Regions from separate parts of the Mus musculus genome. Here region 1 is linked to region 2. The links are chromatin loops, found by intact Hi-C in ENCODE. Cell type or tissue: left cerebral cortex. All regions are shown on one strand. Each heading gives the region's core, and the rest is flanking DNA. Links, peaks and the distances in the headings are about the cores only.

The links. A loop is a pair of places that touch in the nucleus more often than their neighbours do. Peaks named below come from ENCODE experiments on the same cell type or tissue, not always from the same donor. Only the 100,000 strongest peaks of a DNase experiment are listed, where the experiment ranks them.
Region 1: it touches region 2 in a loop (7-fold over the local background); 2 of 42 quality-filtered maps call a loop at or near these places.

Annotation. Positions count from the first base shown.
Region 1 is chr3:40,845,079-40,847,977 of GRCm38, forward strand. It overlaps Mfsd8 (major facilitator superfamily domain containing 8), which reads right to left and starts at 1,776. Exons shown (of 12, transcript NM_028140.5): 1 at 1,563-1,776. The coding sequence starts at 1,627. It also overlaps the pseudogene Gm2011. In left cerebral cortex, for the core only: CTCF peaks have their summits at 1,625, 1,830 and 2,164 (motif pointing right); DNase peaks (open chromatin) are centred at 643, 1,675 and 2,126; H3K4me3 peaks cover 2,122 bases; H3K27ac peaks cover 1,405 bases.
Region 2 is chr3:41,081,587-41,084,485 of GRCm38, forward strand. Pgrmc2 (progesterone receptor membrane component 2) reads right to left here and starts at 1,460. Exons shown (of 3, transcript NM_027558.1): 1 at 1,009-1,460. The coding sequence starts at 1,408. In left cerebral cortex, for the core only: a CTCF peak has its summit at 1,474 (motif pointing right); DNase peaks (open chromatin) are centred at 451, 732, 1,663 and 2,311; H3K4me3 peaks cover 2,409 bases; H3K27ac peaks cover 1,789 bases.

The DNA.
Region 1 (2,899 bases), core at 113-2,612, 240 kb before region 2:
CCCTGCAGTTAGTCATAGCTAGGGAATCAACTTATGATTTTAAAAACAGCATACATATTTCCTTTTAATTTTTAAAATGCTAAACACAGAACATAGAGTTCAATCTAATGAACTCTTCATGGACAGGAACATCTGTCCATCTTCACCTATAGATGAAGCCTAACACAATCACTTATTTAAAAGGGAGAGAAAAGTAAGAGAAAATGTGTTTAAGCTTATTTCAATCAAAATCATATTTCTGTGGTTAGCTGTACATATATAACTCAAGGATCCCACACTCTTTCTGGAAAACACAGGCCAGACATGAAATACAACAAAAGAAAAGCAAGCAGCACAAAGAAGGCTAGGAAATGGAAATGCCACAGCCCTATGCACGTGACTAACAGGGAGCTCTAGCCTGGCAGAGCCTGTACATCAGAAGCACAAAATTACAGTAAGTAAAAATAACTTCAGGGTCCCGGCAAATAACAAGCCTGGAAGAAAAAAAGTTGTTGGCAGGAGTTGCAGGTAACATAAATGAGGGTTGCTGACAGATTTCAAAAGGGAGAAGAGGGATGGCCTCTTCTAGGCGTGGAATACGCAGGGCAACTATAGAGCTGTAAGAACTCCAAAAGGATTGCGGCACAGCAAAAAGCAGGGCAGAAGCCAACAGCTTCGAAGGTCTCAACAGGCCTGGGGGATGCAGCTCTTTTAAAACAAATGTCAACACTGCTACTTATTTTAATCACCTCAAGATAAAAATCAAGAAACATAAAATTGTAATCCATCCTCTGGCCTCTGTACAAAGCATGATGCATGTGCCACCCGTTCCCCCTCAAAAAATGAACCTAATAAAACACACACTGCGCTTCAAATAAAAGACTCGATGAAATAATACTTATTGCTTCGTAAAAGTAAGAATACATATTGCTACAGTAAGACAAGCCCAACTTTTCTAAATTAGTGCTCATAAATTAGGATCAAAATGAGAATTACAAGGATGAAAATACTAATGAAACGCTTAAAGGTGTCTTTATTTTGGACATGTGATACTGAGCAAATGTGAGTCATTTTAAGTGGGTTTATTTGCAAAATATGAAGACGTTATTAGGCAGGTTAGGAAAAGTCTAACTCAAGTTTAGCTCTTGAGTGTCGGTTAAAACCACCATTTGGGGCTTTTGTGACAGTGGACAGCTACACAGGGTCAACAGAATGCAGTGTCTGCTGTAAAGGAGGCAGCTTAGGTTTCTTCATACAAAACAAAGGAAAAATAGTGAAGAAAAAGAAGCTCTCAAGCAAGAAGGAATTACCATAACAGGATTCAGGCAGATGCTTAAGACACACAGCACAAGGGCTACAATGTGAAACTGCTGTGACCTTTGTGAAGCATCCCCCTGCCCAGCTTTCTAGGTACACAAGTTCTCCAAGCACCAAGATTCTCCTCTATTCCCAAGTACACGCCATTATCCCGGAGCCTGTCCTAAGCGGCTCCGAAGGCGTTGCTGGGCATGCGCATGTGCAGCCGGGTTTCGGGTCCGGACAGTGGACTCACTGTTCCCAGCTAGTCCCACCCGCCTGCTCACCTGCTTCCGGGTGATCCCGGGCCCAAGAGGGGCTCCCGCTCGGCCTCACTTCCCAGGTTCGCCATAATTCCAGCTCTCGCTAGGCGGCGCGCTGCCCACTCTCGCGACACCTGCTCCTTCTCCAGGCCCGGAGCTGTCAAAACACTCCTACGAGTGCGCTTGCGCGCCGTGAGGCCGGAAGCGGACCGGCAGCCGAAGGGAAATGTGAAGTGTGTGGGCCCTGCAGGAGGCGGTGGTGGCAAACAGAGAGAAGGCCGGAAGAGGTGGAGCAAGGCCAGAGCCGGCCTCTGGGGGCGTGTCCCGCGGACGCCACGCCCCGCCCCGAGGACGTCCTCCCTGTCAGGCTGGCTGGCAGCTCGCCTGCTGTTTTGTACCTGAGCAGATTCAGCTCTCTGCTGTCCGAGCTGAGGCGAAAGTCCGGTGCCTTAAGCGTGGAGAGCGGTGGTGGCCAGAGGCTTGGCGAGTTCCCCTTCAGGTGTGCCTCGGCGAGCGGCCTGTAAGTAACAGCCTCTGTCATCTGCTTACGTGCAAGGCGGCATGAAGGCAGCAGTGTCCTGTCCGACAGAGGGCGTTGGGGACCCCTGTGACCCAACCCTGCTGGCCATCAGCGCCTCACCTGAAAGGGACTGAGGATGAGGCTGATGGTAGGCAGCCGCTGTTATACCCCTGACTCCGCTCCTGAGAGACTTGGAAGTCGCGGCTGATGGCAGCCAGACACTGATGCCCCCGCCGGCTCCTCACTTGAGGGGACTGAAGGTCGGGTCTGAGGAGGCTACAACCTCGCTGGTTCCGGGCCCCAGAACCTCAACTTTGCAAAAAACCAGCCCCTAGGCAAAGCCTGCTTAGCTCCAACCCGCTGCTTTCAGCACCAGGAACATAAACACTCAACAGACTCAGATACTGTTGACTTCCTAGTCTCTGTCCCTGCCATTGGACTTGTCAGCTAATTGCTGCTAGAAGTCATCGTGTGTCTCCTAAAGTAATGTTTTCTTAACTATAGATAAGATTGTCATGTGATTTCATTGGATCACATCTCTCCTAGGACACGGGTAAAGCAGATACTTATCTATCTGATCAAGACCGGAGGTCGAGATAAGTTACCCGGAATCTCTCAGAGTTGGGGCCCAGTCTCAATTCTTGAACTCCTTGAACGCTTAGCGTTTGTCCTGCCTCAGGAGCTCTCTGTTGTGTGGTATTCCCATCTCCTCTCCTTTGATCTTTCATTTGTGATCATCTCATGTGCAGCCAATCAGGCATACCCTACTAGAGAACTGTTAAACTTGAAATGTCTTCTGTTAATTATCTTTGAATCCAATCCTGATTATTAGATACTTCAT
Region 2 (2,899 bases), core at 171-2,670:
TAACCAGGCCGCACAATGTTGTTCAATTTTATGGGCTACCAACAGATACCCGGGGTCTGAAGTTTATTTGCACAATCTGCAATATAGATTACCACTACACTGCAAAAGGGCCTCTAACGGCAACTACCTTCCACGTAATTTTCTGAAAGTAAAGTTGTAAAACCTTCAGCACATGCAGGGCAGGGGGCGAGAAGTTCGACGCTTCTAGGTTCGTGCCCCCCCTCACCCCCCCAAGGCGTCTCATTCTGCTAAGGGAAAATACAATAATTTATTTTCAACGGGTATTTGAATACTTATTTTACTATTAGCAGAGAAAGAAGGAGAGGAGGGAAGGAGGGAGAGACTGAGAGAGTCGGAGACAAGAGACACGCCTGCCTCCTGGGCAGATGAGCTCCACCCCCTACACTCAGGGCCAATATCTTTGCCAGTCTTACTTATTAAGGTTTACGTTCTGGTCCGTCCTCATTTTACATACAGTTGTTAATCTTGGAAAGCATCTTGGAGCCCAAACCGACTTTTTAGAAAAAGAATGAAAACGAGTCCGGGGTGGTTGTGAAACCGAGCTCCAGGGCTTGGGACTTGAAACTACGTGTCCCTAGCCCTGACTCTCGGCAGACAAGTCCGGAGAAGGGAAAAAGTAGGCAAGTGTCAAACAGACAACCCAGAATAAGAAGAAAGCTGTCTTAACACTGGGCCAAAAACTTTGGATCGCCACTTTAGCCCTCTTGCCCCGACAAAGCCCAGAAATCAAAACGCTCCGAGGAAAGGTTGAACGCCAACGTGACTAGAGACAACTCTTAACAATTTTGAGAATTTCAGCCCCAGGAAAAGCTGCGAGGAGATACGGATTGGGAAAGGCAAGGAACGCCGAGCGCAGGTCTGTGGGGCGCCACTGAGCCCCCCACGACGCCCGCAGCTGGGGGCGTGCGCGGGGCTGCGGTCCAGGAGCGGGGCCGCGGCGGGGATAGGGTGTCCCGGATCCCCACCCCGACACCCCTCACTCCTCACCGGGGCCGTAGAACTTGCTGCCTTTGGTCACGTCGAAGACTTTCCCATTGACCGCGAGCAGGATGCGCGGCGTGCGCGCCCCGTCGTACTGGCGCAGCTGCTCCAGGCTGAAGTCCCGCTTCTTCATGCGCGGCAGCGTGGCGGCCGGGCTCTCCTCGCCCGCCCCGGGTCCCGAGCACAGACCACGCCGCCCCCAGCGCACCCACAGCCGGTAGGCCCCCAGCAGCACCAGCGCCACCAGCGCCACGTTCAGCAGCATCTCCCCGCCCGTCGCCAGCAGCGCCGCCACCCAACTGCTCCTCGCCGCCGTCGCTCCGGCGCCACCCGGGCTCCCGTCGCCGCCACTCTCCCCGCCGCTCCCCAGGGTGCTTAGCTTTACGTCCCCATCACCCGCCGCCATCACTGCCCGCCAGCGCCTTCCTCCTCCCGCCCCCTGCCCTCCCCAAGCCCGCGGCCCTGCCCACCAGGCGGCGCTCAGCCAATCACGTGAGGGGCTGGGGCGTGGCAGCGCCGGCTGCTTATTGGCTGTTGGCTGGGTAACGTTGTCTGGCTTCGCTCTCGCAGCTCGGGCTCTGGCTGGCAGCGCGCGCGGGCAACGCCCCGCCCACCTCGCCCCACACTTCCCTGCTCTCACAGCCCCAACGCTTTCAGCCTGGGGAGTGTAAGGGAAGGGCGGGGCTGAAGAAAAATAGAGTGTGCGTGGGGCGGGGGGGGGGTGGGCCGAGCCGGCTGTGCGCGTGCGTACTCGCGCGTATGGGCGGAGCGCCGTCAGGGCGCGTGCGCGGGCCCTGGGACGCCACGCGCTGGGCTCTTTTTAGCAACCCCTCCCTGCTGCGCGCGCGTGCGCCCAGAAGCGGCTTCTCTCTGAGACGGCTGGTTCGCGTCTGTGACGACGCACGGCGGAGGCCGCAATAGAGCGTGAGCTGCGGGGCCGCGTGTGAAGCTGGGCTTCGGGCACTAGCCCTAGCAGCGCCGGACACTCGGGTCCCGGCCCACGCTGCTTTTGGGCAGTGCTCCTAACAGGAGTCGGACGCAAGCTCTTCTGCGCTTTGCTCCCCGGCGGTGGGCGTGCGCGGATAAAGCAGCCTGTGGCTCTAGCTCCATAGCCTTGCTCGGGGCCTGCGAGAGTGCTTTCCAGTGTGAATTCCACCCATCTCGCGCCCTCAGCTAGTTTGACAGGCTTCTGTCACTCTGCTTGTGAGGAAGGAAGATGCATCCAGGGAATGGCCAGTTCCTTATAACTTTGAACAACCGGGGGTGGGGGACAGGTATAGACGAATGGTGGCAGCCTAGGGGTGAGCTACCCGGCATAAAGGAGCTGACTCAGAAAGGAGCTGACTCAGGCTTTGGCGTGAACAGTATAGAAAAGTAGGGATGGGCTTTTCTGGCTGCTATTAGTTTTTAGGTAACTGTCTTTAGTGTCAATGGACAGGAGAGCCCTACCCACTAACGGTACTGGTGATCATAACTTCCCTAGAGAGGTTTTAACACTCGAAAGGATGGGAAACCAGCCATTGTACATAAGACTCATCGTGGCTTTTTTTTGGGGGGGGGGGGGGGGAAGGTGCTGAAATTTTTTTCTGTAATGGATTATATATTTAGGTGCTGTGGGCCATAAGGTCTCTCTGTCCCAACTGTTACATAAATAATAGAGAATGAGCATGATAGTGTTTCTATTAAAAATGTACTTAGAGACACCGAAATTTGAATTTGTCATGAAATACCGTCTTTTTGTTTTTGAGACGGTTCAGTGTGTTCCAGATTGGCTTTGCACTTGATATGTAGATGAAGATGGCCATGAACTTGCATACCAGCAAGCACATTCCCTTGCCCATCATTATGACTTTTAAATCACTTAACGTTAAAGTCGGTTCAGCCCCTGAGTAGGTAT